4 separate regions of the Homo sapiens genome follow, and all the other regions are linked to region 1. Evidence: chromatin loops called from intact Hi-C (ENCODE). Cell type or tissue: mammary epithelial cell. All regions are shown on one strand. Each heading gives the region's core, and the rest is flanking DNA. Links, peaks and the distances in the headings are about the cores only.

What was found. Hi-C counts contacts between places; a loop is a spot of excess contacts. Peaks named below come from ENCODE experiments on the same cell type or tissue, not always from the same donor. Only the 100,000 strongest peaks of a DNase experiment are listed, where the experiment ranks them.
Region 2: it touches region 1 in a loop (6-fold over the local background); 19 of 110 quality-filtered maps call a loop at or near these places.
Region 3: a loop joins it to region 1, with 11 times the contacts of the local background. A loop is called at or near these places in 23 of 110 quality-filtered maps.
Region 4: it touches region 1 in a loop (15-fold over the local background); 7 of 110 quality-filtered maps call a loop at or near these places.

Annotation. Positions count from the first base shown.
Region 1 is chr6:129,725,901-129,734,229 of GRCh38, forward strand. No RefSeq gene overlaps it. Among named protein-coding and RNA genes, the nearest start is that of ARHGAP18, 20 kb to the left of the region's middle. In mammary epithelial cell, for the core only: a CTCF peak has its summit at 4,810 (motif pointing left); no DNase peak of the experiment used is centred there; H3K27ac peaks cover 491 bases.
Region 2 is chr6:129,616,302-129,624,630 of GRCh38, forward strand. It overlaps ARHGAP18 (Rho GTPase activating protein 18), which reads right to left. Exons shown (of 15, transcript NM_033515.3): 6 at 2,386-2,551; 7 at 1-2. Among named protein-coding and RNA genes, the nearest start is that of ARHGAP18, 90 kb to the right of the region's middle. RefSeq lists a silencer at 3,429-3,629. In mammary epithelial cell, for the core only: a CTCF peak has its summit at 5,138 (motif pointing right); a DNase peak (open chromatin) is centred at 6,960.
Region 3 is chr6:129,663,830-129,672,158 of GRCh38, forward strand. The region is part of intron 1 of ARHGAP18 (Rho GTPase activating protein 18); the gene reads right to left. Among named protein-coding and RNA genes, the nearest start is that of ARHGAP18, 42 kb to the right of the region's middle. In mammary epithelial cell, for the core only: no CTCF peak of the experiment used is centred there; a DNase peak (open chromatin) is centred at 3,942.
Region 4 is chr6:129,933,212-129,941,540 of GRCh38, forward strand. It overlaps LOC105377999 (a long non-coding RNA gene), which reads left to right. Exons shown (of 8, transcript XR_942986.3): 6 at 4,401-4,513; 7 at 4,630-4,813. Among named protein-coding and RNA genes, the nearest start is that of TMEM244, 76 kb to the left of the region's middle. In mammary epithelial cell, for the core only: a CTCF peak has its summit at 3,529 (motif pointing left); a DNase peak (open chromatin) is centred at 3,510.

The DNA of each region.
Region 1 (8,329 bases), core at 2,072-7,071:
TAAAAGAAGAAAATCCCTAACTATCTTTTGATAGTTGTGGATTGTCTCTTAACTCTCTATTTCCTGGATTAACATGAGGGTTGCCAAATTAGCTCTAAAATATCACCCATGGCATAAATATTGCCAATTCATTTGTTTATTGTTCTATGAGAATGTGTTCCTTGTCTACGCAGTTTATTCATTCAGCAAATACTTTTGGCATGTACCTACTAGTGAAAGGCACTGTGATACTCACAGTGATGGTAATATATTGATGAATAAGATGGAATAATGAACTTGCAAAAAGCTAGTGGGCTCAGATTTTTAAATCCTTGAGCTGAAAACAATATGCATTTATTAAAATGTCAATTATATGCTATTCTGTACTATTTTTCATTTCTGTTTTCTGAAATAGTTTCTACCCCATTGCCTCTGTTTGACAAATGAGGAAACTGAAAGATTAGTCAGAGAGATTAAACAATTTGCCAGAGATAAAGCCAACAGTGCTTAGATTTGAACCCAGGTCTCTTGACTCTAAATCAATCATCTGACTTTTTACTAAAACATGCTGCTCATGACATCTGTTCAAAAAGGGGTATTATGGTATAGTTAGACGTTCCAGGCTCAGGCAGATTTGTGTTGTGTTGGTTGTCATTAATGAAACCTTAGAGAACAACTTAGCAGCTAGAGCTACAGTATTTCAAATGCTAGTCTTTCAACTAACAAACAAGACACCTTTGTTTGTTTACGTTTGACCAAGGAAATATCATGGATCTATATTGTATTCATATAAGTGTCCATAGATTCATTGGAATTCATTATAATGAATTCCAGGTCCATAACAAAGGATTGTTCCAAAGGTGACCCACTCTTAAGTTGAAATAACATTTGGTCCCAATAACTAAATCCCCCTGGACTGGAGTCCACTAAGTAGCAAAGCACTTGCCAGCTTGCTTACTTTCAGAGTACTCTCTGTACTCTGTCTCACCATAAGAGGGGTATGAGGCTGTTCTTTTAGCTATTTTTAGTTAAACATGCACTGCTAAAACACATACAATAGCCTAACATTTTAAAAAAGTGACAGCCTTCATTTCTCATGGGAAAGAACTGGTTATTAATTTAGATCTCCCTTAGACACTCTCTAGAAAGGCCCAATTACCTGAAGTATGAAAAACACTTCAAGGTATGACACCTATAACATGTTGACATGGAATGTGTCTCACTCTTTATTCTACTATTGTGCTATACTGAAGTTATTTATACTTCCGATAACCCCCTTTCCTCTGCTGTGCACACACATACACATATGCACACAGACTCCATAGGATTCTGTTTCCTGAGGGCAGGAAGTTCCATCCATTTCCCTACTCTCAATATGCCATCTGGCACACAGTCATTCATTAGCATTTGTTGAGCAAATATGCCGAAGTGCCAAAGTAAAAGCCACTGATCTGCCCAAGGACACGAGTAAATGCCTCGAGAGCTCTGCATCCCCACAAAGGAGGTGGATGGGTCAGTGTCAATCCTGAGAACAGCAAAATCAAGAAATAAGGTAGCTTTAAATCCTTGCTAGAATAGTTATCTGGTTAATAAATGCTGGAAGTCTGTGGTAAGAATAAGCTGTTGCACTGAATCAGTTATTAATACAACCCTATATCACCTGTGAAGGAAAAGTAACATCAACTATAAATTCTGAAATTGCAAGGAAAAATAATCATTTTCACTCTATGCTTTTACCTCCCCTCTCCTAAAGAAACCAGAACCACTGTCAGATTAGCAATGACTGATTTCTCAATAGTCACAACCTGTCTTTATCTTATTGAGCTTCAGAATACATGATAAAATTGCACCAAGAGAAGAATATGAAGTCCTTGATTCTCTACAGCACAGCATTAAACCACTACTTTAATCACTAATCAACAACCATAATTTAGCCTAATTATAAATTACAAGTATCTAATTTTAGAAGATCTTTGCTTTATAAATCCTAGACACTGGAGACATTATTAACTTAGCTCCTTGAAATTATTCCAGGGCCGGAAACATCCCTTGTACATTCTTGCTGCATGTATCTGGTCTAGAAACAGACCTGTAATCAGGATCTTTTCTTCAGGTTTCTAGGGGTCAGAGCAGCCATCTATTTGGTATGAGTTGAGCATCTCTGAGAAGGCAATTATATGCCACCCACCCAAATCTCTCTTCTCCTTATACTTGAAATATCCCCTTGGGCCTCAGATTTTATTTTAATCGCTCCCCCAAGGTACTGGTCCCAGGAAATGTGGTAAATTCAAGCCCTTATCAATGTAACAAAGACGCGAGTCAAGGAGATCCCTGAAATGGGAAAAGAAATCCCAGAAAGGAAGGGACTAATTTGTCCCAGAATATACACACGTGCATGGAGAACATAAGCCTTTTGCTTGTAGCTTTGAACTACCACCAACTATGTTTCTGTTGGGTGTTGAACATTTTCAACTAGAACTGGGACAACCGAAGTATTATCTTTACCAGGTGTAACTACTGGCATAAAAAAAGAAAGGCAAAAACCACTGTGGTCCTTCAAGATGTGATGGGCCAGTGACATCGCGCTGAATTTTCTGATTTGTAAAATGAGGGGTTGTGCTGCTCCTGGGGACCCCCGCACACCTTTAAGCTCCCACATGATGGGTCTATGGTATATATCTATGGCGCAAATTTCACTGGCAGTGTGATGGACCACACTTTGTACATGGGCAGGTCATATAGGTATGATGATGACAGTCGCCAACTGATTCAAAGAACAGTGTCCCAAAACTCCTGACCTCTGGAGATACTGGACAGTCAAGAGTACTAAGCAGCAAAACAAATGGGGGAAAAATGTTTGCTCCCCTGGCCTCCTACTCCTTGAGCGGCCTTCTATAGGAAATTGCAAATCATTGAGAAAGCTACAGGGGGCTAGGCACAGCGGCTCACGCCTGTAATCCCAGCACTTTGGGAGGCCGAGGCGGGCAGATCACGAGGTGAGGAGATGGAGACCATCCTGGCTAACATGGTGAAATCTCGTCTCTACTAAAAATACAAAAAAAATTAGCCAGACATGGTGGCGGGCGCCTGTAGTCCCAGCTACTTAGGAGGCTGAGGCAGGAGAACGGCGTGAACCCGGGAGGCAGAGCTTGCAGTGAGCCGAGATCGCACCACTGCACTCCAGCCTGGGCGACAGAGCGAGACTCCATCTCAAAAAAAAAAAAAAAAAAAAAAAGAAAGAAAGAAAGCTACAGGGTAGCAGCTTTAGCAAGTGAATGCTAGTAACTTTTTTTTACCCTGAAAATCGCACAGTGGTGCTGATGATTAGTCATTCCTGATCATCACATGATGCTGAACTTCATGAAGTACAACGGCTAATGTGTATGGTCTTCCCGTTAAGACAGAGGCAGCCTAGTAGAGACTTGGCTTTGGAAAAGGAAGCTAGTATTAGGAGTTTATCTTTACTGTTTAGAGTTGACTTTATCTCAAAGGATGTCAGCAGCATATATCATGTGACAGCGGATCAGTCACGACACCTCATCTAAATGCAGTCATCATAGTACGTGGTCTTCCCACTGCCTTGCCTACCGTCCATAAAAAGAGGGTCACTCTAGTCCCTGACAGCCATGCCTTCATACCATCCACCTCCAGCCAGAACTAATAATTCAGGGGTAGCAGTGTGAAAAAGACCAGCAGCTTCAGGAATTTTGGGTTCCAGAACTGATATGGATACTAATTAGCTCTGTGCAAGTTAACTTTTCTCTGTCTCCATGTCCTAAACAATGAAAGGGCTGATTAGACCATATGAGCTCTCAGCTCCCTTCCATCTTCAGTGATTCTTTGATAATAATATAAGTTATCCAAATGGTATCATTTATTATGATTGCTTACTGTGTGCCACGCACCATACTAAGTGCTTTTCATTTATCATCTATTTTAATCCTTGCAAAAAGAGAGGAAAATGACATTATCCTCACTTTATAGATTAAAAACTGGCCGGGCGCAGTGGCTCACGCCTGTAATCCCAACACTTTGGGAGGCCGAGTCAGGCGGATCACGAGGTCAAGAGATCGATCGAGACCATCCTGACTAACATGGTGAAACCCCGTCTCTACTAAAAATACAAAAATTAGCTGGGCCTGGTGGTGCGTGCTTGTAATCCCAGCTACTTGAAAGGCTCAGGCAGGAGAATCGCTTAAACACAGGAGGCGGAGGTTGCAGTGAGCCGAGATTGCGCCACTGCACTCCAGCCTGGTGACAGAGCAAGACTCCATCTCAAAAACAAACAAACAAAAAACCTTAAGACTCAAAAATGGAGTTTACAGAGTTCTTCCCTGCTTATACCTTTCAGTCAAAGGGTGTTCTTTGTTTAAAAATCACACACAAATTCAGTGAGACAACAACAAAAATTCACGTAAAACCAGACCGAATATGAAATAGTATTATTCTAACAATTCTATTTTATCAACTGATGACTTCACTTTTTACTCTGCTTTTTTAAACTGCCAAATCAAGTGAATAGATTCATTATTTTAAACACAGTGTTGCATAAATCTAGATGATTCCTCTGACAAACCTCTAAGAAGGTGTATGACAATGATACGCAGGTACTGAAATCAAAAGCAGCTTTAGGAAAACTAATCTTCCGTATCTAGGGCCTCGTGTTAAAAATGCCTTCGTCAGGGGTGACTCCACTTCAGTGCCAAATGTCTGTCATTCACCTGCCACTTCCATCAAGTATTAATATGAAAAAAGGCAACGTTTTTACCTGTTATAATGAGGTGAACTTTTAGCTTTAATTTGATTGCCACCTGCTGGCTAAAAGACACAACCTTCCTTCCGCAGCAAAAACTGCTTGGTAACTCAGAAGGATAAATGCAAACAAATGAAATTCATATCATTAGCAAAGCCAGCGCTCACTTCTACCAGGTTGTCTTCTAAAAGGAAGGGAACTAATATTTAATGTGTCTATTGTATGTCAGGTGCTATGCTAGGTGCTTCAGATTACTATATTATTACATTTAATCAGTTCCAAACCATGTGACATACCACCATTTTGAAGAAGGAAAAACAAGCAACTGCCTTCACATCACACAAACAAAAAGCAGCAACAATCCGAAACTAGGTCTCACCTAGACAACTTTTCTTCATCATCAGCATATCCTCATTCCATGATTCCATGATTCCACCCTACCATGGGATGCCCTAGTAATCTCATGCTATCCAGAAAATATTGGTGAGCTGAGGCTAAGAAGCAGAGCTATAATTCACTGTAGAGTCACAAAGCCTTCCTGATATTTCACAGGGAAGCAGAGGCAGGCCAGATAAATACCTCAAAACATTAGCAGGGAGAGCCAGCAACAATTAGTCAAAGGTAGAACGAGAAGACTGTGAAAGTCATCAACAGAAGCAACATAAGGGGATGAGAAAAAAGACTTGAATAATTACAAACCTTCAGTCCTTTAGCAAAAACAAAAACAAAAAAAAGAAAATAAGGAGTGTTGGGTATTTTTCTTTGGTCCATTTAGGAAAGACTCATCTGCTCACCCATCTCCTGGGGGTCCCTGGGTACTGGTGCTGTGTAGCACACACATGGCCCAGCGCCTGGCCACCAAGAGCTCACCATCTTGTTGGCCAGGCAAATATAAAGGAAGGCTTTCGTGCTAGAGGTGCTCAGAGCCCCTCTCTCACTCTTATCTACCATCTCCTTTTGTCTTTGAGAGCCTTTACCACTGAAAAAACAACGGCTAGTGTTTGAGTGATAACTTTGTGCCGGACACTGTTCTAAGCACTTTAATATATTAACTTAATCTTCACACAATGGTAAGAGATAACTGGTATCTTTAATCTCTCTTCCATAGATAGGAGGGTAAGCAACTTGCCTGAGATCACACAGATCTCTTAAGCTATGGAACCAGTGTTCAAATCTAGGCACTTTGAGGCACTTTGTTTCACAATTCATATCTTTAAAAAATAGTTTACGTGGCCTCTCAGAGAATCATGATCGCCTTGGTTTCGCAGAGGAAGACTAGGAACAGAAAGATCAAGTGATTTATCATATGTTGTACAGTTTAGAAGCCAGCAAGGCCACAAGTGGAACTAATTCTCCAACGATTTGTCAGTCCAGTTATCTATTATTACTATCATGTTGCTTCTGAAAATAAGAATAATGACACAACAAGCAGAAAGAACATACACATGCTAAGGACATGCTAAGGAAGTTCAGGGTCAGGTTGTTGGGAACAGAATCTGCAGTAGTAATGATGGTGGAATGTGCTTATTCCAGCAAGGCTGCTGGAGGTTGGGAGTTACCTCCAGACCCAGCCCATCAGGCTGAGAACCCTCTGTTATCTTGGAGGCCAGCTCTACTCCACAGAGAGGCCTGGCACGAAGAAACAATTCTGTTAGTGAGAAGTGATTAATTAGACATCACAGATAACCCCTGTACTTGGAGGAAGCATGTGAACTTCCATTTATATGGTTTATCAAATTAGAATGATCATCAACTTCTGGGGCAAATTCAAATGTCAGCTTTATGTTCTAGCGTCAATTGGAAAGAGAATAAAATTACAATCCACTCCAAACACCACTACTCTGAAAGTAACACCCACACAAAATCATATCCTCAGATGAAATTTTACTTGGAAGTTTTAGGAGGAATAATTATCATTTAACAATCATTTTTCACTTTGTCTAAGACCACGATAATTGGGGAATATAGTTATAACTAGCATTTACCACCAATCAAAATATTGACACCGAAGGCAGTGTTTAATGAGATAGATCAGGAATTTAACCGGTCCAGAATTAAGGACAGAAAATCACAAACTGATGATCACCAGTGAGTAGACCTAAAGGAATTTGATGAGTGTTTCTACCTTGATTACATGTATTCAATTTCATAGGACACTAAAGCTTGTATTGCACTATAGTTTAAAAATTTTTTTCCACCATATAATGTGTACGTGTTTTCCTTTATGAGGGCTATTGGAGGAAGGGGAAAAAATGCAAGTAGAGAAAGGAAAAAAGTAGGATGGAAAATGTAGGAGATTCCACAGAGAATTTTATAATAATTATAATATTCATTGTTATAAAATACTTTATAATCATTGCCAATAGCTTGAAGATACTTATATCCTGCTCTGCCCCTGAGCTAAATAAACTGAATTTGAGCTTTAGTGTAACATTTCAAGAAAAATATGTATCTAGAGAGGATAATCAGAATGGTATGAAATTCTCAAAATATATATGAGAAAAAGTGGAAAGAAACAGGAATGCTTGCCTTTGAGAAGGAAAAAACCATTCGGAAATAATAATAGCAAACATTTACTGAATGTGTTTTATATACCAGACATGGTGCTATGCAATTTACATGTATTATCTCATTTAATCCTTACAACAACCACATAAGGTAAGTATTATTGCAATTTACAGATGAAGAACTGAGGATTAGAAATACTCACTCTCATCCAAGATCATGAGTTCACAAATGGGGAAGGTAAAACCTACCGGCAGGTCTGCCTTATGTAAAAGCCTAGCATCTCATTCAATCTGCTGTATGGCTGCAATGTAAGAAACAATTGCCCAGCCTGTATTGTAGAGACCGTGTTGATAGACAGGTTCTAGTACCACTGCTGCCACCACCTGGGAATATGACTTTAGGTAAATTATCATCTCAATACATTGCTGTCCCCTCATCTACAAAGCAGCAGTTTGGATGATCATTAAAGATTTTTATTACTTAGATTCTATAACTCCAAATATTTGAAAATGTATTGAATAGGAAATGAATGAATTTTGTTGCTCCAGATGGCAGAATCAGAAGAAATGGGCTTATACAGAAACTGATTGTCTATAACACATGGATTTTTCTGGCACTTCTATAGAATAAAATGGAACAGAGAAACATACAGAATAAGAGAATCAATAAAAATATAAGTCCCAAACTCTTTCAATGTTAAATACATTTACATTTTAGCGGTATTTTCATATATTTCCTAATAATGGTATAGTAGAACCAAAAATTTACCCTGAATTCAAATTTTACAAAATAAAATTCTAAAATTATATTCTGTGCACCTTCTAATTATTTTCCTATCTTTGAGGCAGTGACTTTCAAAAAAATTAAATTCTGAATATCTTAAATGCTAAAATGATTTTAGTAATTTGAGGCAGTTAAAATGTAATTTTGCAGTGCTAATGAAAAGTGTTTTAAAACATCTATAATCTACCAAAAAAACATGTTGACATATTTGTCAGAATAATCCATTCTAAAATATAAATGTTTTAGATGAATTTAATTATTTTTCTTTCAAACTAAGGCTACGGTAAATAAAATTTAAGATATTGA
Region 2 (8,329 bases), core at 2,225-7,224, 110 kb before region 1:
ATCTGCAAGAAAAAAAATGAAATTTCCTCACTTTTGTCAATCTATAAAATATTAATATAAAAATGTTAAAGCATAAGATTTCTGATACTGTCGATCAGACAACTATTTATTTAGCAACTACTAAGTGAATGACAGCATCTCAACATTATATATATGGTGGCCAATAGTAAAATCCTGGCCCTGCCTTATAGAGGAATGTAGCAAGGAAAGACAACTAAACAAATGATTGCAAATAATTACCAACATAATTAGAAAAGTGCAAACTGCTGCATAAGAGAAACAGAGGGCTGTGAGAGCATGCAAAATATCCAAATAATTTACTAAATGTAATCAAATTAAAAATTCTTACTTAAAAGCAAATATTGGCCAGGTGCAGTGGCTTATGTCTATAACCCCAGCACTTTGGGAAGCCAAGGTGGGAGGATTGCTTGAGCCCAGGAGTTCAAGACCAGCCTAAGCCTGGGCAACATAGCAAGACTTTATCTTTATGAAAAATAAAAAAAAATTAGGCAGGTATGATGGCAGGCTCCTATAGTCCCAGCTACTTGGGGGGCTGAGGTTGGAGGATAGCTTGAGCCTGGGAGGTTGAGGCTACGGTGAGCCGTCACTGCACCACTGCACTGTAGCCTCAGTGACAGAGCTGTCACCGTTTTTATCACCAAAAAAAGCAAATATCATTCATCTTTTCCATATTAAATAGACATTGAACACTTTACAATACAGCAAAATACAAATATTTGCTTTCTAAGAAATCAGACAAGATCATGATCTTGTTCTACAAATGTTTCTCTTTAGAAAATAGATACTTGCTACTCTTAAATTTAACTTTGTGATTGTATATACTTAGAAATAGCTCCAGAAAAAAATGATGGTAATAATTTACAATTTTTCTAAATTAAAATCATAGCCTTGAGTCTGGTATGAACATGGCTTCGACCAACACCTCCACCCTGCCCCCATCACTGAGTGGACGGTTAGCACCAAAGTGATAACTTTTTCCTTTATGACGTACATCAGCATGGAAATGAAAATCATCTGTGAACATGAAAAAGGGGATTATCTTGTGGTATGAGGACAGACATTGGATATTGTGACACTTAATCGAGATGCCATTCAAAAGAACGCCAGTAACCCAGTAAATAACTTTTCAGTTTGGGAATTCGGAAAAGATGCAATCTCAAGGATGCCAAGGGTCTAGGGTATAACATAAAATCAGTATCTTGGATAAGACAAACAGGTATTAAATAAAAATGGAAAGAAAGTCTATTAACAGTGATAGCCTTGATATAAACAACTTAACGTTTCTTTGCCAGGATGCAATTCTAAAACATAAGAATTAAAAAAAAAAACTCTTAGCCACTTTAAAAATCTTGGGCACTGAACCACAACTGTTTAAATTGTATTTCTATTTTACGTTTGGAGAAGGCTTTGTGTAAGCTAAAATACTCAAAGGAACTAAGCACAGAATGAGGTCTTCTGGGGCCCAGCATGACAGGACCAGAAGGGAAGGTACACTTCAGTCCTACAGAGTAATTGCCTCTAAAACCTAAATCAGGTGAATACTTGTCTTTGTGAATGTTACCACAGCAATTCAATAATCCTCATTCTTGGTTTCTCTTTAGGAGATACTTCTAAGGTTAAACAAGAGGACAAAGATTCCTAAGGTAAAGCCTTGTCAACAGAGAATTATGTGGATTTCAATACCAATAAATTACTGGAGAAACAAAAACTGAAGAGGTATCTGTTCTCTATTATATCATTAAAAATAAACTGTTTATTTAATGGGTAAAGCAAGGTACTTACAAAAAAAACAAAAAAAAAAAACCACTCCATATTTCCATGATGAGTACAATCTAGTGGTATTGTTTTGTCACAATGGTGGTATTTTCTTAATAGGGGAAAGAATGTCTTTGCAAAATAGGTAAAATTAGAATGTCCAGGAACAAAGGGGCAGACTACTAACTAGCCCATTTATTTGCTATCCAATGAATAACCAAAAGTAGTCACTTAGAATCAACTGTCTTAAAGTCATTTTTCAAGATCTGATTCTGGAAATAAATAAATATGTGTACCAAATATGTATCTTTTTAAATATATAGTTTTTAAAGGAGAAAGCAAATGAGTTAAGAGTCCTTGCTTCAGAATTTCCTTCTATGAGAATTAAATTCTTTGACTATGCCTTTATTCTCTATAGTCTAGGACACAGTGTATCTCTATCGTTATAAAACTTTTGAAGGCAACATCTTAGAATATAAACTTTAGATGTATTCAAGTGTTGGTTTATTTTGCAGGTGTTTTCCCTGTCTCCCAGAAATACTGCAAAAAAGCCAAGTCCATCCTTGCTATTTTAGAAATAAATCCAAGGGTTTATCATTTCATGATTACCTTTTGTTTTGATTTTCACAGCTTTTTGTTGTTTCAGCTCAATACCCAATACATCATAGAGGGCAGTCAGCTCAATTAGGGCTAAATGGCAAACTTTCTTCATGTCCTGGGGTGCGAGGTCACCAATCCTTGTGGTACCCGTTTTGTCTTTTGGCAATCTGAAACTCTAAAATAAACATCATTAATATAGTAAAAGCTTACAGTACCTAACCTCCATTGTAATGCAGGAAGGAAAAACCAACTACAGAAAGAAGTTATACTCAGAATAAGTGATAAGAAAAGCCACAGAATTTCTCCAGTCAGAATGAAGAGTGATCCTGTCATGATGACGACCCCTAAAGCTGTGGAGGGTTCGGGAGTCAACTTCCAAAGTCTGACAGACAACGGGAACAGACCGCAAACTCGGAGTATTAATACCAGTGGCTCAGAGGACAAGAGAGACAGTGAACCAGGAGAAAAAGACTTCTAGTTAAGTGACCTTCAGAAAAGGATGGCTAGAAGTCAAGCACAATCCATGAGGGGGAAGGGGAAGAAGAGGTGGGAAGGGAAGGGGAGAAGGAAGGGGAGAGAGAGGGGGAGGGGAGGGGGAAAAGAAAGAGGAGGGGGAAAGAAAGAAGGAGGGGGAGGGGAAAAGGGGAAGAAAAGGGGGAGGGGAGGACAGGGGGAGGGAAAAGGGGGAGGGAAAAGGGGGAGGGAAAGGGGGAGGGAAAGGGGGAGGGGAAAAGGGGGAGGTGAGGGAAAAAGAAGAGGAAAAAGGGGAGGAAAAGGGGGAGGGGAGGGAGGGGGAGGGGGAGGGGGAAACGGGGACAGTGAAGGGGAAGGGAAGGGGGAGGGAAAAGGAGATGAGAAGGGGAGAGAGAAAAGGAAGGGGAGTGGGCAAGGGGAGAGGGAAAAGGAAGGGGAGCAGGGAAGGGGAGAGGGAAAATGAAGGGGAGGGGACGGGAAGGGGATGGGGGAGGGGGAGGGGGAAACAGAGGAAGATGACATGAAGAAGACAAGTAGGGGGGAGAGAAAGAGGAATACTAGCCATGAGTGTATGCTTAGAACATGCCAGGTACCCTTCACATACACTTATGTATCTTTTAATTGTCACAAAAGCCAAGTAAGATTGGTCCAGAAAGGCTACAGCCCATTGGGGTAAGAGGGACACAGGGGAAACGAAGAGCATGGACTTCAGAGCTTACCAGTCACCTATCTACTTACTAGTTGTGTGACTTATGGCAATGGCTTAACCTTTACTTCTGTAAAATGGGAGATGGAGGGGGAGGGAAAGGAGGAGAAGGGCAACAAAAAGAAGAGGATGGGCCACTGAATTCAGAGGGCTATTGTGAGATTTAGTGCCCAGCACTGCCCAAGTGCTTTTATGTGGTTGCTACTGCAGGTTGAGTACACCTCATCCAAACTGCTTGAGACCAGAAGTGCTCTGGATTTCAGATTTTGAAATATTTGTATATACACAATGAGACATCTTGGGATGGGTCCCAAGTCTAAACACAAAATTCATTTATGTTTCATATACACATAGCCTGAAGGCAATTTTACAAAATATTTTAACTAATTTGAATGAAACTAATTTTGTGTTAAGTACTTATGTGTGGGATTTTTCACTTGTGGCATCATGCCAGTGCTCAAAAAGGTTCTGATTTTGGAACATTTAGGATTTTGGATTTTTGGATTAGGGATACTCAACTTGTATATTACTTTCACTGCTGAATAAAGTGGGACTAAGATGTTGCTTCATAATCACAAGCACATGGTGTGTTTTTCTGCCTTTCTCAAATATCATCTTTTAATATTAAACACATTAAACATCAGAAAGCAAACCACAAGATAAAAAGGCAAATTTCACTAGTGTGTACATTTAATACAAATTACAATTCCATTGTGTTTACCTATTACTAAAACTGATCATTCTCTTACAGTTTGGGTTTACCTTTGAATTTTTCATTTAATTCAATTGCTGATTAGCTGATTTTACTGCATCTATTTTATTCCCTTTGCTTTGGTACTTCTTGCGTCTTATCATTAACACTTCATCGTCTAAATGCTAGGGCAAAAGACATGTCCTAAAGCAGTAATTCTCAAAGTGTAGTCCAGGGACCATTGGGGGTATCCAATATCCTTCCAAAAAGTTCAGAACTATTTTAATAATTAGTAATGAGGCATTATTTTGCCTTTTACACTCTCATTCTCTCGTGAGTATAGTTTTCCAGATGTAAATGAGTGCTACTGCAACAGACTGAATGCAAACGTAAATATGATAATCCAGCTGACTTCAACTAAAGCCAGACATTACAGACTCACTAAAATTAAAACCATGATACACTTAATTTTCTTTAGAAAATATGGCTATTTTCCATTTTGAGAAAAAGATATTTATGTTAACTATAATATTGTTATATTAAATGGATTAATATTTTTTCAATTTCTCAATTTTATTTTCAGATATGGTAAGTGTCCATAGGTATAACCCACATAAACAGAAGGTTTTTGAGGCCCTTAATAATTTTTAAGTGTATGAAGGAGTTGTGAGATGAAAATGTTGGAGTCAGTCTCCTACAGCAACTCGTAAAACCTATGACTTTTAGTAAGTGAGAAACTAATTCCCTTTAAGCAAACTCAATTCAAAAGAGAGCCTTCAAGTCCACTGTAAGAGGAAAGGGGTCTTTCTTAACCGTTCGTAATGTGTTTTTTTTCCTAGGAGAACATCAAATAAACAGCAATGGACATCACTGAAGATGGGGCCTAAGCAAATTTCCAGCAGGGGGCAGGATGGCCTCCATGGGGCACTGCACAGGGCTCAAGAGAGTGGAGTCAGACTACAGGTGGCAAATGCTGTTTCCATCACTTACTATGTGACCTTTGGCAAACAATGTCCCCTTCTGTGCCTTAGCCTCCTCATCTGTAGAATGAGAACAACTGAACCTAACTTACAAGGTTGTGGCGAAGATCAAATGATAAATAGCACTCAAAAAGTATTACATATTATATTTTTTTCATGGAGCTTTTAAAATAATATCAACATTTCATGGTCTTCCTTTATTCTTATGTGTCATGGCAAGGTAAGAAAAAAATGATAATAATAATTATCTTATCGAAAAACAGTTCATTTAATCCTTCAAAAGTCCTAATAAGAATTATTACAGCATCTTCTAGGTGGGGAAACTGAGACTCAGTTAAGTGCCTTAAACATGGCCACAAAGCCAGTGATGTCATGAAGATGCAAATTCAGTTCTCCTAAATCGTAAGTTTTGTAACCATTCTGTTCTACTCCATTTTTCCCATCCACCAGAGTAGGCAGGGAGATATCTAGGTTGATAGGTGTTGATGTGGTACTGTGAGCCCCTCAAGGAGAGGAGCCACTTCTTAATCACTTCCGTAACGCTGTTGTACCACAGACCTGACACACTATGGGTGGTCTGTCATGGTCCACTAAATGAATGGAGACACACATCCTACAGGGAGGCGAGCATAGAATCAAACTCAATGAGGTGGAGGGCCATTGGCTTCGTGTTCCCCTGATTTTCTGTGATTTCTACTGAGTTTTCCTTTTTAAAAATCACACAAAACTGGTCACATTTTTCCCATGTTTGGTCCTATATTTCTGCTAATTGCTTCATTTTCTGAATGCTGAACCAACCATATTTACCTTTTTTTTAAGCCCTAAATGTTTCATTAAAATCAGTTGCTTTGGGTCTAATAAGTCAAACACATGTAATACAGCCGTTTAAAGCATTACCCAAGGTAAATGTTTACAGAATCCTGAAATATTATTAATTCAAACATTTGATTTACCTAGCGATATATGTCATGAGCTTATTTATTTATTTAAACATTGTGCTTAATGAAGGAGTTAGTTCTTTATCCCAATGTTTAATTCATAGCAGCAGCTTTAAATATTTATGAAGTTTCCTGTCGTTTTTTGTTTAGTTAATAGACTGAATGGTTCAGTTCATTGGCTAAGAGAAAGCAGTGAAATTTCAGCAAGAGAAAAGTTCTCTACCTCTTGAAAAATGTGTTTAAAGAAAATAAGACTGGGCATGGTGGCTCACACCTGTAATCCCAGCAATCTGGGAGACTGAGGCAGGTAGATCACCTAAGGTCAGGAGTTCGAGACCAGCCTGACCAACATGGTGAAACCCCATCTCTACTAAAAATACAAAAACTAGCCGGGCGTGGTGGCAGGTGCCTGTAATCCTAGTTACTCAGGAGGCTGAGGAAGGAGAATCACTTGAGCCCAGGAGGTGGATGTTGCAGTGAGCCGAGATCGCGCCATTGCACTCTAGCCTGGGCAACAAGAGTGAAACTCCATCTCAAAACAAAAAAAAAAAAAAAAAAAAAGGAAAAAGAAAAGAATAAAAATTTTCAAAAAAAAATGTAAGGTCATTGATTCCCTTGTGTTACCATAAATTAACTAGGTAGCTTTCCCTGGCGTGTTGCTCTTTTGTAGGATTTGCATGAGGGGCCCCTTAGGCATTTCATCACTAATAATAAACTTGACTTTTTTACTCATCAGATCACTCTAGCTTTGACTTGGAAAGCAAGAGAAAGGATTCAAAAGCTTAGTCATTAATGTCAAGCCTCAGCATGTCAAGTTACCTCTCTAACATGTTTCCATGTATGAAAAATAGGGGTGTCTACCTCCTAGAGGTCATCTAATAAATAATTACAGAGCATAATTTCTGAGATATAACATGTATACACTAAGTAGCTAAATTTTCAAACTAAAGCAAATTAAAGGTTATAAAACCTGATCTCCAAATTTAAGAGGAGAAATTTGAATCCACGATGAGAGATCATAAAGAATTGACAAAGGTTGCTCGATGCTGTGAGGAAAAGGAAGTGAATATGAAATGAGGTCAACAGAGAACAATGTATTACATAAAGCCTACTGCTTATTTACAGAAGTAGAGGAGCATGGAACAGAAATGGAACTTAAGGTTTTATCTACTTAGACACCTGCCTCAGAGTAGTGAATACAAATCTTACTTTTTCAACCATGGGAAAGACTTGTAGAAATTTAACAATGAGTCCATACCTTCTAGAAGACAAACGGACTAAAAAAGAGTTTCTATAGATGAGTATATGCATATTTGCATAAAAAAATACATGGACAGATTAACAATAATGTCTAAAGCATGCAACCTAAATCAAAGGTGATTTCATATATTTATTTGATCTAATATAAGTTCACGATCAGGAAAGACTGAACAGGAAAACTGATCTTGAGCTAGTCTCTGAAGAATAGATTAAAGTTTCCTTGGCAAATATGGAACAACAGAGGGGTAGAAATGGAGAGGTCATTTTAAACTTTGGGCACAACTTGAATATAATTAAGAAGGTAGGTGAAGGTAAATTAGTTAAACAGAGAAGAAAATGGCAGAGGGAGTTTTGTTTTGAAAGCTCTCAAGTGGAGATGAATTATATTTCATTCCACTGTTTGAGTCAACAACTTAAAAGCCAACAATGACTTCATTTTGTTTAATTAGATTCTACTGTCCTTCAATTTAAAACCTTTCCATATTTTGTGATGAAGACTGTCACTTTGAAAACATACTTATTGGCCAGGCACAGTGGCTCATACCTGTAATCCCAGCACTTTGGGAGGCTGAGGCAGGCGGATCACAAGGTCAGGAGTTCGAGACCAGCCTGGCCAACGTGGTGAAGCCCCGTCTCTACTAAAAATATAAAAAATTAGCCAGGCATGGTGGCATGTGCCTGCAATCCCTGCTACTCGGGAGGCTGAGGCAGGAGACTCACTTAAACCCAGGAGGTGGAGGTTGCAGTGAGCCAAGATGGTGCCTGGGTGACAGAGCGAGATTCCATCTCGAGAAAAACAAAAAACAAACACACACAAAAAACCATACTTTTCCTGAGGATAGTCTGGCAGAGTGGATCATCATTTTAGGCCACACTTGCATACTCTTTTACTTTTCCCATTAGG
Region 3 (8,329 bases), core at 1,725-6,724, 62 kb before region 1:
CCTTTGGAAAGAGCTGTTCATACTAAGATTTTAGCAATCGCAAACTGAAGTCCACCAGGGTGACCTGGCAGCCAGAAGTGTTTTGTTTGGCCAGCAGGGTGTTTCAAACATTTTTAAATTGGTTTACCATGTTTTTTTCTTGTAACATGTTTCTCTGAGCAGGCAGCAGGTGTGGTGGGGCTGGCCCCTTTGAACAGGTTATCTACCTCCCAGTTTGGCACAGCCCCCACCAATCCCATCTGAAAGCTATGCTATCTATGGGTCCCTGTGGGCCTCTGGGTTTGCAGCCTCTGCTTTACTGCGTTAATATTATGGGATTAAAATGGCATGACTCATTATCTCGAACCCATCACCAATGATTGGCATCTGAATTCTGCACCAAATAGGGCTTGCTTTATCAAGACAGCAATAAACATAGCAGGGGATGGGGAGATAGGACTGAACTGATGACCAGGTAGGTTGATTGTGGTCCTTCCTTTATCAGTAAATAGCAGTATTACTTTGATCAAGTCACCTACCCTCAATGGATCATGGTTATTTCCTCATTTGTAAAATAGGAAAGTTAGACTGGCTACTTAAGGTTTTTTTTTTTCAACTTTGAAATCCCATGAGATGTTTCTTACCCAAATTGTGTACAAATAGAGGAATTTTCCCAGGAATAGAGATGTTAGTAAAGAGTGGAACCTGAGAAATGTGGTGTCTTAGGAGTCACCTAGACTAGAATTTGCAACTTGGTTTCATCATTTTCCATGAGATCAAAGGCAAGTTATCTAAAACTCTCAGAGCCTCAGTTTCCTCACCTTCATTCATTTACTCAAGATTGAAGTAAATGAATTTGAGCATCTACTATGTATCAGATACACTCTAAATGCTGGGGATTTAGTAGTGAACAAAACAGTCCGTGGTCTGATGAAACTTACACATTCTAGTGGCAAGGAGACAAAAAGTAAACACAAAGATGTATAACCAGTCAGGTGGTGAGAAGTGCTATGAAAATAAATTAGGTGGGTTAAGAGGATGGGTGGGTAGCAGGGAGCAGTTTATTATAGATGGAAGAGAAGACCTCTCTGATGACACTTGAGCAGAGACCTGAATGAAATGGGGGAAGGGGATAGCGGGCAGGGAGTTTCAGCCATGCAGATATCCGGGTATAGACTGTTCTAGGTGAATAGTTATTATTGAAAATTTGATGATGTGAGAAGCAGAACTCTGACAGAGCCTTTAGCACTTTTTAGAAGTGTGATAAGTTCCTTTCCTCCCACCTCTTCATTCCCCACTTTCCCTCTTCTATGCCTGTTTGTCTTTAGGATCTACTCTCTGCCTTTACATCAGCCCCAAACACAATACAGCAAAGTAGAACAAGGGTTTAATTCCACATTCTAACCAATGACAATCTACATCTGTCAAATCCTATTTTTAATAATCAAGTAAAAAGGCTGGTGCAGTGGCTCACGCCTGTAATCCCAGCACTTTGGGAGCCTGAGGCGGGTAGATCGCTTTGAGCTCACAAGTTCGAGACCAGCATGGGTAACATGATGAAACCCCATCTCTACTAAAAATACAAAAAAAAATTAGCCAGGTGTGGTGGTGCATGCCTGTAGTCACAGCTACTCAGGAGGCTGAGGTGGGAGGATGGCTTGAGCCCAGGAGGCAGTGGTTGCAATGAGCCAAGATCGTGCCACTGCCCTCCAGCCTGGGCAATAGAGCCAGATCCTGTCTCCAAAAAAATAAATAAATAAATAAAAAATAATCAAGTAAGAGAGCCAAGTCTTGCCTCCACTATGTTCTGCGAAAGAACCTTTCATAATAAAATGCTCTAAAATACAAACAGGTAGTTAATAACAACATAGAGCAGAGCAGAAGAGGTTAAGATCACAGTCTCCCTATCAGAAAAGCCTGGATCATATCCCAGCTTTGTTTGCTGCCTGCATGACCTTGATTAAATTGCTTAACCTCTCTGAACCTCGGTTTTTTCACCTGTGAATGAGAGACCAATAATGTTACCTCTTTTCAGAGTTCAGGAGAAACTTGAATGAGATACGTACATAAAACACATGCAATTTTCTTGGCACAGAGGAAAGTGCTCAATGATGTGCATCTCTTTCTATCAGGACTTTTAATTACAAGCTACAGAAATCAACTCTGATATCTTTGCCTGCTGCTAGTCTACTGGCAAAATAAATACATTAAAAATATAAATTAAAATAGAAAAAAATTAACTCTGATGAAACCAAGCAGAAGAGAATTTTATTAAAAGCTTACTAGGTGGCTCCCAGAATGTCCAAAAGCCAGGAATAATGCCTCAGATCACGCCATGGACTGATCCAGGAGCACCAGGGAGCAGCAGATGATGATGCTCACACCAGCAATGCCTGTAGCAATTGACACTGCCCTCTTTTTCTGTGGAAAAGAGGGTTATTCTGCCTCCCAGCAAAGCTCCGAAAGTAGAGAACTCCCCACACCAGAATGAGCGCTCAGATGCTGGGCAGCCAAAAGAACGGCAAGTGTCTAGCCACACCACTAATGCAATACAGTCCTCCTCCCTCCATATAATGGGGATTGGCTTCAGGGCTCCCTGTGGATACCAAGCCCTGTGGATGCTCAAGTCACTGAGTTGGCCCTCTGTTTCTGTGGGTTCTTATTCACAGGGCCAATGGTATACAGTATCCTCATCAAACCACCTTTGGAGCACCTACTAGTTGCTCATGCTACTTCCGTCACCAAGAATGCCCCTGGCCCTCTCCACACCGTTCAGCCACATCCTGGAGGCCCCCACTCTGGGATGCCTTCAACCTGACTCCAGGGCCTGCCTCCACCCTTCCCCAGCTACTTCTCTTGCAAAGTATCCTATTATAAACTGATTTACATCCTGACTATACCTGCACATACAGACACCAATGCTTCTTAGAAGTAGAGATCAAAAACAAGTGTATATACAGTTGTAAATACCACATCCTGGTTTACTAAACATTTCTGTGTATATCTCATCCCACAAATAAGGTTACAAGTCTTAGTTGATTGGGAACACCATTCTTTTCTCCTGTACCTGTTAAAAGCTATTTCCTATTCTTTGTTGATGCTTAATAGCACTTCCTTTAAATCTGGGATGAAGCATAGATTTTTTATACAGAGGGTCAAATGTCTAATTCATCTACAAATACTCCTTTGTTAAAAAAAAATTCAAAGTCTTATATGGAATGAGAAAAGTAATCAGTCAATATTGTTTCACAATATTGAAGCACTTACAAATTATAATACATTTTCATTTTATAAACTCATTTTTTTTAATCTAAAGGGAGTAAAAATATCTTCCCACTCTGGGAAGTAGGGGAACCTACACTGCCCCAATTTTACTAAGAAAAAAATATATTTTTTTTTCCCATGGAATAATATCCCCATCTTGTGGGCACTGTTGTTCAATGTTTTCAAAAATCTTAGCAACATTTTTAGAACAGTGACATCTCTTAATACTTCTCAGGGATAGATAGAATTGAACTACAACCCCTATTTGGCCCATAAGCCAAAAGTTCCCTGTATCTTTAATAAATGCTTTCTGCACAAAGCATTCAAAAATTTAATATAATCAAAATCTATAATGAGTCAGGCATCAACCAGGTCTATATCAAAAGAAAAATATATATGTGTGTGTGTGTGTGTGTGTGTGTGTGTGTGTGTGTTGTGTATGTGGATATATATGCATATATATCTTTAGATTCACGGGTACCTAAAGAGAATTCCTGCCGTGAAAGGATTCTCTACTCACATGAGTAATAAACTCATTCAGGAAACATATATTGAGATCCAAAGTGTCTAGTAAGGCATTGGCTATTCCCTTCAGGTCAGGATTTGCCAAGCAGAAGGCAATACATACATGGAGGGCAAGGAGAAACTGACAAGAAATTCACTGGTTCCCAGCAGGCTCTTGGCCAAGGACAGGAGTCTGATAATATCTGCCTGGGCTCTTGGCCAAGAGGAGGAAGGTTACTGAGCATTTAGAAATATGCATGCACAAAAGAATTGAAAATCAAGAAGGGAGAGGAGGGTTATGAAACAATGAAACAATGGAAAAGCAAGGGAAGAAAGCATCAGTGGTATCTTTTTCATCAAAGGAAAGGAAAGACATGCACATCTATCAAAAGGAAGTAAAATGGAAGTGAGGAAAGAGGCTGACAATAGTTTCCAACTCTTTCTCCCTCTGTATGTCAAATGCCCCTTGGATATGCAAGTAAATCTGCAACTTCAAGATACCATAGATATGTAAAGTTCCCTAGTCAGCTACCTGCCATCCATTTGGAATTATCGTGTAACAAGCTTATCTGGTCTTGTTTATATTAATTTCCCTCATTCAAATAGTTCTTCTCTAGAGATAATGTTTCCCAAGCCAGGACATGATATAAACCCACTATTTCTGGCCATATTTATTTCAGATGACCTTTTTCATTGAAGAAGGGTATCAGTGCATGGAGCACATGTGCAATATAAATACAGCATCCTCAACCCCTAGTCCCCAAACCATCAATTTACCCAAATAATCACACACACACACACACACACACACACACACACACACAGACACACACACCATTAAAAACAGTCTATGGACTCAGTACATTTCAACATCTCCAAAATCTCTTTTAAATCTTTCTAAACCATAAGTCAGTCCCAGGGCAGCCTGGTCCATCTGGTCCCGATTCTTCAGCCTGATGTTCAAGACTCTATGAGCTCTGCCCAGCTTTTCTCCATTCCTCGTCGGGTTCCTCTCCCACTTCTCCCTTCAAGTCCCCCACTATGGCCAAACAGTACCAGCTGCCGGAGCCCACCAGGCACTTTTCCTACCCCAGAAGCCTTGCCTGTACCGTCCCCTTCTGTCTGACACCCTCCACACTTCCCTAACGCCCACACTGCAGTGAACGTCCTCCACTCGATCTCTAAACGTCTACCATGTTGTGCACTGCTCTTCTCCAACACTCACTGAATGACTCCACAATTATGATGAGACCCCTTTAGTGATAGTCTGAGGCTGCAGGGAGAATTGCAGGTTTTGAAGTCCAACAACCTTGCTGCTGACTGGACACAGAACTCTGGGTATAATATCTAACCTCTTTGAACACTTGTTTCCTTATTTGTAAAATGAAAGAACAATACCTATCATCTTGCATGGCTGTTAAGAGGACTAGAAATATTCACATAAAGGGCCAAATAGGACTGCCTCAACTCCAGAGAAATAAAACAATTACGCGGTGTCTGTAGGACAGGCTGTGTGCTCAGTGAAAACAGAGCCAGGCACTACTCTCCTCTGTGGTCTCCGTACTCCAACTGCTGTGCTTGGCATCTAACACGCACTTTTTTTTTTTTTTCTTGAGACGGAGTCTCGCTCTCTCGCCCAGGCTGGAGTGCAATGGCGAGGTCACGGCTCACTGCAAGCTCCGCCTCCCGGGTTCACGCCATTCTCCTGCCTCAGCCTCCCGAGTAGCTGGGACTACAGGCGCCCGCCACCATGCCAGGCTAATTTTTTTGTATTTTTAGTAGAGACGGGGTTTCACCATGTTAGCCAGGATGGTCTCGATCTCCTGATCTTGTAATCCGCCCACCTCGGCTTCCCAAAGTGCTGGGATTACAGGCGTGAGCCACCGCGCCCGGCCCTAACATGCACTTTTTAAAGTCAGGAAAAATAGGCCAGGCGCGGTGGCTCATGCCTGTAATCCCAGCACTTTGGGAGGACAAGGCGGGCTGATCACCTGAGGTCGGGAGTTCAAGACCAGCCTGACCAACACGGAGAAACCCCGTCTCTATTAAAAATACAAAATTAGCTGGGCATGGTGGCACATGCTTGTAATCCCAGATACTTGGGAGGCTGAGGCAGGAGAATCGCTTGAACCCAGGAGGCGAAGTTTGCAGTGAGCCGAGATCATGCCACTGCACTCCAGCCTGGGGAACAAGAGTGAAACGTCTCAAAAAAAAAAATAAATAAATTCAGGAAAAATAACTAAAATAATATAGATCAAAATGTTAATGAAGCTATATTCAAGCAATGGTTTTATAGGCAATTTATTGTTTTATTTGTACTTTTCAGTATTGCCTTAATTTTCTAGAGTGAACAAATATTATAAAAGTTATGCTAAATATATTCACTATGACACCATAATTTTGGCACACTATAATCCCTGTTACACATTGCAAGTAGAAATTACATCAACTTTGTATCTATTTATCTCTTATACTTTGTATAATTTTTCTCCTCAGGCACTTATGCTTGCATAAAGCTACTTTGCTGGACTGAAATAAAGACAGTTTTTATTAAAATTCCCCTTAAATTCAACTCCAAAACACCTCCTCAGAATTTTATTTGTGACTACAGTGTGTGCTAATTTGGTTATCAGGTTCAAGCTTTCTCTGGTCTAAATTCAACTTTTTTAAAAAAGGAAATAAACCTAAGAGAGCTTACATTATCACTTCATGGATATCTCATTATTTTGACATTCCCACTTTCTTATATGGTAGGTGTCTACAGTCACCTGGAGTTTTAGTATTTTAAATATTCTTCAATATATTGTGCAAAGTTAACGAAGTGGAAGATGGAGAAATTCTCTATTTCAGAACTGAGTGGCAACAATGTGCCCATTAAAATGAAAAGGAAGATCACATATCACAGGTAACGTTTTTCCTGCATTCTGGTAGAGAATATTCACACCGAGGATGGAGGGTGGTACCCTCTCATAATTTAAAAGCAAAACAAACTGCCTGAAGAGAAGGCTACGTTGGTGGACAGTTAAATTATTTGAAAAGTCTCTTATACCACCTACTTCGCATCAAAAGGAGACTCATTCAGATTCACCAAAAGTATGTGAAGTCGTAACTCTTTTTTTTTTTTTTTTTACTGCCTCCCCCCACCAAGACTTTCTCAGCCTACTCCCCTCCTCTAGGAGCTGCCAAATCACAATGCTCTGCTCCCCTATTCTCACCTGCTGGCATCAGCAGGAACCCAGCTCCCCGTCAAGACCCCCTCAGGTTCCTCCCCTCCACACAGATCTCTACTTCCTCAGGCCTTCCTGGAGTCCCAAGAAGTAGCTGACTTTTACCCAATTCCCAATCTGATGTCAGTTTTTAACACTTCCCAGTACTAAGCCCTTCCCAAGATAGAAAACCTACCTCTTCAAATCATAACATTTGCAGTTACAGTATCTTAGAGATGTCAGGAGTTAGAAGCCATGGACACCCTCTAGTTCAGTGGCTGTCAACCTTAACACACTTGTCTTTAACCTAATACCTATTTTATAATCTTCACCTTTATGATTCTGAAGTAAAGTTCAAGTAATTTATCTATACATAATCCTGTGTGTATGCATATGCCCTTTATGATAATATTAAGGAGAAATAAAGGAAAATAATTTAAAATAGGTTTCTCAATATGTGCCTGGACACTAACAGACATAAAATGAAGTGGTCAACTGTTTATTATATTTACCTATAGAATGAGTTCACATTTGGAAAAAAATAAGATCAGAAAACATTCTGCATGAGAAATACAAAAATTAAAAGGATAAAGGGACACGTGTGTTCATCTTCACAAATGAAGATGTGAATTAGGGCCAGGCGCAGTGGCTTATGCCTATAACCTCAGTGCTTTGGGAGGCTAAAGTGGGAAGACTGCTTGAGCCTGGGGGTTCAAGATCAGCCTGGGCAACAAAGCAAGACCTCATCTCTATAAAAAAAAATTAAAAATTACCCAGGTGCAGTGATGTGAGCCTATAGTTCTATTAATAGCTACTCGGGAGGCTGAGGTGGGAGGATTGCTTGAGCCCAGGAGCTAGAGGCTACAGTGAGCTATGATCGTTTACCTGCACTCCAGCCTGGGTAAACAGAGTAAGACTCTGTCTCTAAAAATAAAAAATAAAAAACTTGAGTTAGATTAAGCAGAGGTGAGACTGACTTGTACATGACATCTTCTCAGGAATGCCAAATAGGTCATTCTAGACACCAGACAATTCTTTGTTTGGCAAGTCTGTCCTGAAATTGTAGAATGTCTAACACAGCTGGAACCTGCCCTGCAAATGATGGGACAACATAAAACACCCCCACAAATTCTCAAAATACCCTTTAGAGGGCACTACTGAGAAGTACTGATCTAGTTCACCCCATTTTGCCTCTGAGAACACAGAAGTTCGGAGAGGTTAAGTGATTACAACACTCACAGCAGGAACAGGTCACAAACCATGACAAAGTGGGTTCCAGAAACCAGTCTCATATCACCACCCACACGTACACGCGCACACACACACGCTTCCTCTCCCCTTTCTTCTACTCCTGGCTCAGATTTTTCATCTATGTC
Region 4 (8,329 bases), core at 1,123-6,122, 210 kb after region 1:
CTTTAAGATTTTGGAGCATTTTAGATTAGGGGTACTCAGCCTGTACTAGCAATGATAACAGACTTTAAGCCAAAAGGCAGTAGTAGAATTAATAACAAGAAAGCTTCAATTCACTGGGAATGTTTAACAATTCTAAATTCATATGTACCTATAATATTTACATGGCCTCAAAGTATATAAAACAAAAATTAACAAGAGCTACAAGGAGAAATAAAAAATAATGAATATTTGCCTCATTTTCTCACTTGTTTTTAATTCACTGAATTATGTTGTATTTTGTGCTCATTTGTTAGTTGGTTTGAAATTTTTTTAGGACAAACAGGGATACAGCTTAATTAATTGATTTTAAAACTCTAATAGTGAGACCTCACCTAAATTATTAAAATTTATCATCATGGTCCCTAATCCCCTTCTGAGAAGGAACTGGAAGTGTGTTGTCTTGGTAAGAAAGCCCCTCCTTTGGGCCTAGGACCTCTCAACAAATGCTACTTTTTAATGAGACTTTCCTCTTTTGGTCAATAGATTACCCGTAAATTAATTGAAGCCTTAGGCCTTGGATATAAAGCAAGTAATGTGACTTCATTAAAATACTAAAGTTACAGTGACAATACTATCTTTGAAATTAAATGTAGGAGTTGCATCTCTTGTTTTTATTTTCATTTTAAATCTTATTTATTCTTTTATTTGCTTCTTTTGAAGTTTATTTAATGGTAATGCACACAAGAGATACAAGGTTGAAAACACATGAATGGAAATATTTTTTAAAAATTCATCTCTTTGGCCTCCGCTACCCAAGCCCCAGTTCTAAATTGTACAGGTAACCCATGTTACAGAAAGTTAGACTACCCAACAAATGTTCTTCACCTCGCTTTTTTTTTTACTATTTACCCTAGTCACTATTTCATATCAGTTTATCGAGTGGGTACCACATTTTTTTTAATGTCCTGCATCCTGCATAACATTCCTGCATGGATGAAGCACATTTATCTTACCTGCCCCTTTGCTATCACAGACAGCATTGCAATGAACAGCATTGTATACATACCTTTGTGTTCTTGCTGGAGTGTATTTAAAGAGAAAATTTTATTAAGTGAGTTGGGTAAAACGGTACAAATGTGCGTTTAATTTTGATAAACATTGCCAAATCATCCCATAGTTAAAAGTTCTACAAATGTACTCTCCCAACAATTACTGAACGTGCTTGTGCCCCTGAACTCTTGCCAGAACGGTTTATTATTACAATGTTTATCTTTAGCATTCTGATTGGTGAAAAATAGTTTCTTGTTGTCATTTCAAGAAGGACTATTCTTATGAGGGGGTTGAGTATCTTTTAAAAATACTATAAAATAATATTAACAAAAATATGAGTATAACTAATATAGTGTTATGATTATAAACACAATAAATCTATCATAAATATGAAATAAGTAATATAAGATATACTATTTGTCAAAAAAAATTGCATTACCAATCAGATGAAAGCCACTGTATACCCTTCCCTAGTTGAATTTCTCTATCTCGTTATTTCAGAAGTATTTGCTACCTTGAATTTAACATTTATCATTTTCAGGTATTTATGTAGATCTTGCAACACATTTATTTACTCCCAAATTACATATATTTGTGTATATGTGTGTGCATATAAGTAGTTGGCATGTTTTTAAATTTCATATAGTGTCATATTGCAAGTATTCATCCTGCAGTGTGCTTTTTGTCCTCGACATTATTTTGTGATAATTCACTCATGATATTTATGCAGCTCAGATTCATTCACTTTCTACTGCTCAGTAATCCATTGAATGAATATATAACCATTTATTTATTCTACTATTGATGGTCCATTTAGGCTGTTTCCAATTTTTGCTCTTTGTGACAATGCTACTATGAACATCATTGTAAACATCTCTTCATCGACATAGGAGCAGACCTGCTGGGACCTGCTGGGTCACAGGGTTTGGATTCTTCAGCTTTACTACATATTGCCAAGTTGCTTTCAAACGTAACTGTTCCAATGTATGCTTTCATCAACAGTATAGAAGAGTCCTCTTGCTTCACAGTTTTGCCAAACTTGGCTTTAGAAAATATTAATTTTTTGCCAATAGGATGCATTTGAAACAAAATTTCTTACAGATTTAGTTTTCATATGCCTGATTATGAATAAGACTACACATCTTCACAGATGTGTAAAAGCCATTTGTGTTTTTCCTTATGTAAACTACCTGCTGTGGTGTTAGCTCATTTTTTTCTATTAGGTTATTGTTTTTTGTCTTATTTTTAATTGCTTTGTAGAAAGATTTTTATTTTAGGAGATTAGGTACCTGCTACCTTAACTATCATTTTTTACCATCAATAGTTTTTCTAGATTTTCTTTTTTCTTGTGTCCTTATTTATAGTACCTTTAAAACCAACTATTTAAATTTATATATTTTATATATATTTACATAAATATAACTTTATATAAATGTGATCACATATAGGCATTTTGTATGTGTGCAATGTTTTTCCACTTTTTATGTGGTTTTCTCCTTAGTCTCTCCTACTTTTCCCCTCATGTGGCTTCCCTGTTCCCCCTACAAAGATAACTCATATTATAAACTTTACATTAATTATTCCATACTTTTACTGCATTCAAATGCCTCTATACGACTTGTACATTTATGTACATACTCTGCAGGATATTTTAATTTTGTCATTATTTGGTTTATAAACATGCAATTATGCTAATACAAATTTTTTTTGCTTTTTATATTTTCATTTAACAATACTTTGGGAAAATACCTCTAAGTAAAACTGTGTGATTCTAACTCATTTTTCTAATGGCTCCTAAATTTTGTTGTATCAACAAAAATTTTGCTAAGCAAAAATCACAGCATAGAAAGTTACAGGGACCTAAAGAAGGAAAATTGTACTTAGTCAAGATTTTATAAATATATTTTGGATATGTATATGCATGAACTTTAAAGTGACATTAAGAGGTACATTTTACTCCATAAAATTTGTTGTTGTGGAAATTAAATATATGAATGTATATGTACTTCTTTTGCTTATATACTTATGTATCTATATTATATATAATTTTGTATATGTATTACATAAATATATTTTTTATATATTAGAGATACCTATCATATATTATATATTTATGATATTTATTTATATTATTTATATATCTTATATGAGGTAAATATATATTTATATATTACATAAATGTATAGTATATATAAGCATATACTATATATGTGTAATATGTGTATACTATATATTGTGTATATATCTATACACACACATAGAGAAAGTGAGAGAGACAGAGAGAACAGAGCCAAGTGATAGGAAGTACACTCTATTCCTGGCTCAGTAACAGACTGTGTGGAAGTGGGGGAATAATTTCACTCTGTGGACTTCAGTTATCTCTCCTGTAAAATGGAGGATAGAGTCAGGACATAGACGGCTCTTCCGACGAGGTCAGAGTTCCTCAAGGCAATTTAGGAGGAATCCAAGGTTTGCCAAGGCTTTGCATTCACCAGCTGACATGGCGCCACCACGTGGTAATAGTGTAAACAATTTAAAATGTATTGGATCCGTCAGCTTTTAAACATGATTCATCAATGTTTAATTTGAGGAATTAAGATTATTTAAACTTTGGTGCATAAACTGAGACTTTATTAATATGTTTATTTTTCACTATTTGAAATTTGCATAAAATGTGACTACACTGTATAGACAGGGAAGTTTTGAAATCTAACATTGTTTCTGTAACACAGAGTAACAACCAACTACATTTAAAAATGGGGAAAATATGATAATAGAAGAATTATTCACATCAGAAAGTATATTTTAAACAACAATATACAACATCTTTAATAGCCATATGGTTAAAAAAACTTTTCAAAATGCCTAAAGTTCCTGAAATTAGTTTAGTGAGTGGGGTAAGCGCAGAGTTGGGTGAAAAGACACAAGAGTACCTCAAGAACTTTTATTGTTAATATTATATTATCGTTTAGACTTCAAAATATTTGGGATTTACACTAAACTGAAGCACATTACACAATCTAGTAGTGAGATAGTAAGTAGAATCAAAATAGAGTATCAATTTTGTTTATTTAATATTTACATACGTATTGTCGTTTATTGAAATAACTGTATCAACTCTTGCTGCTTTTAGATATTTGATTCGTTTTTTTAGTAAATTATTAATTTTAGTACAGTTTTAGATTCACAGAAAATTTGCAAAGAAATGAATTTCCATATACCCCGTACCCAATTTTCTATGTTAGCATCTAACATTACCATGGCTCATTTGTCATAACTAAATAACAAACATTGATACATTATTATTAATTAAAATTTGTACTCTATTCAGATTTGCTTAATTTTAATCTAATGTTCTTTTTCTGTTCCAGGATGGCATATTACATTTAGACATTATGTCTTCTTGTGTTCCTCTTGGCTGTGACAATTTCTCCGATTTTCCTTATTTTTGAAGGCTTTGGCAGTTTTGAAGAGTATTAGTCAGGTATTTTGTTGACCGTTCCTCAATATGGGATTGTGAGATGTTTTTCTCATGATTGGACTGGGGTTCTGGTTACTTGGAAGGAAGACAACAGAGGTAACGTACCATTCTCTTCACAGAACATCAAGTATTCATACTGTCAACATGACCTGTTACTATTAATAACCATGATCTTCTGTTAACCTTGATCATCTGGCCAACGTAATGTTTTCCAGATTTCTCCATTGGAAAGTTACTCTTTTTCCCACTTTGCCTGTAATACCCTTTGGAAGGAAGTCACTATGCAAAACCCACACTTAAGAGGTAGGTAGAGAGCTATACTCACTTCCTTAAGTAGGAACTATGAGCATAAGTTACCCAGAATTCCGTATATTTGTCTCTTTTCCACATTTGTTTATTTATTCAGCTATTTATATTGGAAGAACTCATGAATATTTATTTTATACTTTGGATTACAATCCGTTACTACACTATCTATCTTGATGCTCAAATTGTTCTAGTTTGGGCCATTGGGTGTTCCTTGAGGTTGACTTCTCCTTTCCCTTTGACACACTCCCATCGTTTTGGTTTTGAAGCACTTCTTTACTTCCTGACACTACAAGATGCTCCAAGCTCATCTTGTATATTTCCTGCCCCAGTCTTAGAATCAGCTATTTATTCACGTTCTGGTTCATTTCATTTGAGAATGGTATTAGAAACCAACCAAGATGTGGGCACGAGGCGTGACTTTTGTTGACTTTGGATCCTCCCTCTGTATGTATTTACATAAACGCTTTCCTCTCCATGTCCTGATCATCTTAAAACTGAGCTTGTTTTAAATAGAGCTTTGAAATTTTTAAGAATAGTTTAGTCAATAAGACTTCTTGCACTCTTGCTAACTATTGTTTCAATTATTGCTACTGTTAACACCACTACTCCACTAATGGTAAAGTTTGTCACTCTCAAATATGAATTCCGGATAAAAGCTTTCTGGAGAAAAATATATGAATTATTTACGCACTTTTCCTCACTACATTCCTTTTCACTAAATCAGCAGCCAACAAATATGTGTCTCTAAGGGAATAAACAGAGCTGTGTGTACATATGCATACAGGTGTTTCCCTTTAGGCTTCTTATTGGAGCACATTGCTAGAAGAAATCTGCCAAAATTATTAGACTTTGATTCACTTGCAAGCAACACCTGTGTGTTCTCTTCATCTTTACATTTCCAAGGCTTAGCTCAATGCTTGATACATTCCAGAGGTTTCCTAAAGGTTTGCCGAATAAATTGCAGAGCCCCCTGGAACATGGTGAAGTTTACCATCAATCATTTAAATGCATCTCAGGGTTTGTTTTGTTGTTGCTGTTGTTGTTGTTGTTGCTGTTGTTCTTGTTTTGGGGGGGATTTTTTGTGATAAGTTTTTGTTGTACTTTATCTGCTTGTTTTTGCTTAGGAAGGCTTCAGTGACAGTAGTTAAAGAAATTGTGGTCACTATCACATTTTTTTTTTTTTTGGTAGAAACTGATTTCATCTCTCTGATACTGTTTTATCTGAGCCATGGTAAATTAATCACAGTTTTAGGCTTCTTCTTCACTGGTAAAATAAAGCCCAAACTGCTCATTTAAGAGAAAATGCTTGGCCAAAAGAAGCCTGTAAAACCAGAGTGTGCTTTTCCTTGATTCACAGTAAAACATGAACCCTTTATTTGAGCTCTTTATGACATGGAAAAGCATTTCTATGTATTGTGTTGAATAAGCTATTCTTCCCCCGGATGGTATTGAATTTAATTAGAAGAAAATATCTTCATGAAAATAAAGCTTTAATGATATACTGCTTCATTTTAAGACCATAAGTCATCGTATCCTCTAAATGGTGGGATAATGATGCTGAAACAAAACACTAAAGAGGGAAAAAGTTATTCATTTGGTGTTCAGTCTTTCTGTGGAAAACGTGTGTTTTTATTCTTTATCTTCCTTATATTTTTACTTCCAATTTCCCACTTAAAAGAAGATTCTCTTGTATGTTCTATTTTAATTTTACTCTAGATTCAGTACAATTTCATAAAATGAAATTCATTTAAATATAATTCAGGAACCAAGCCATCTTGAATGAAAGTATTTTGAGACAGCACTCAGGGTTTCAATATAAACACCGCCATCATCCATCCATTCATTCATTCATCCACCTATTAAAAATCTGTGTGTCTGTTGCCATCCTGGTGCTGAGAAAACATGAGTGGGAAAGAGAGATTCATCACCTCAGCAATTCGCAGGGAAGAAGGAAAAAGAAACTGAATAACGTAGTAGGATGGTCCTAGCTGAGTGAAAGAGAGCATGAGACCTGGATATGACCTGAAGTCTGGTTATATAAGAGTTTGTATGAGATAGCCTCCAAAGATAAAGTATTGTGCACAAGTGTACAACAAACGGGGTAGGTGAGAACTGAGACAACCTGCAGTCTTGTCTCTGGGCACTAGTGTTTTTCTTTTTCTGTCTTCTCTTTTTAAATAACAATTAACATTTATCAAGTGTTTGCCCAAATCTGGACACTGATCTGAATATTTTGTGTGTTCTTAGTTAATACTTCATTCTTCACAACAGCTCGTCACAACACTTGGTGCACTGAGACAGATTCTGTGTTGCCTGGAGTAGGCATTGTAACTCTCATTTCCATTTTGCAGATAAGGAAACAGAAGCACAGAGAGTTTACATAATTTCACTAAGATCATGCATCCCCAAGTGTTGTAGCCAGGATGTAAACCCAGGCAGCATGCCCCAGAGCCTTCCTCCTGCTCTAATAATGGTCTGCACTACTTGAGCTTTAAGGAGAGGGGAGCAGCAGGCACAAGCAGAAGGAGTTGTTTTTCCAAAGGGCTTCATGAGACAGGTAGAATCAGTGAAGAGGGGAGTGTGGGGTGCACACAGTGCTTCTTAGGTCTGTCAGGTGGCAACAGGTGACCTAGAGTCGGAGATTGAATCTAGCCTCGCTCCTTGAGAGTGACGGGGTCGGGAGCCCTGAAATCCACACATCTCAGAATGGATACCATTATCATTTGGAACAATGGTGGCCCTGAGACATTCTCTGGAAACTTCAGAAGCCCAAGGATAGTGACAAAGAGGGAGAGATGTTGGGAGGAATCAGGGTACGGATGGCATGGATCAAGAAAATAAGTGTAACCTAGAAGATACTCTCTGGGAACTGTTCATGATGCTGGGTGTGTTGATACAGCTTAAAGGTTATTTCAGTGTGGGGGACGCTTTGATGGCCTTGTCAAAAGTGTGTAAGCATTGCTTTGTTAGTTATTGATTTGTTTTCCCAAGCAGTGCATATGACATCCCTGAACCTTTCTCTGCTTTCTAGGTACACCATGATTATGAGAGATTTATGTTTTTCACTTCATTGAGCATGGTTTAAATGTTTATAGGTCTGTATTACTTTCATAAACTGAAAATAAAAATCTCTCATAATTTGATAGAATTGGGTTAACTGCTAAGAAAATAACAGTGCTTTATTTTAAAAAAAAGCTTCAAAATAGTAATCATAGTTTAAGAATATTGTTGACGTGAGAGAGACATGTCAGAAATTTAATTGAGCCTTACTATGCAGTCCAGATTTAAGACCAAGGGATCATACAGGTGGACCAAATAGTCACCTTCTCAGTGTCTTTAAGGCATAGATGAGAAAACTTGAGGTGTTTCACTGAAGATGCAGGTGAACTCTCAGACATGAGCAGATGTATTGCTTGGAATGACTGATGGCCTTTTCTGAGATGAGTGAGTGTAGTAAGCTGATTTCATGACTGTGCTTCTGCCAAAGGCTCCAGCCTAGTTCTCCTCTCA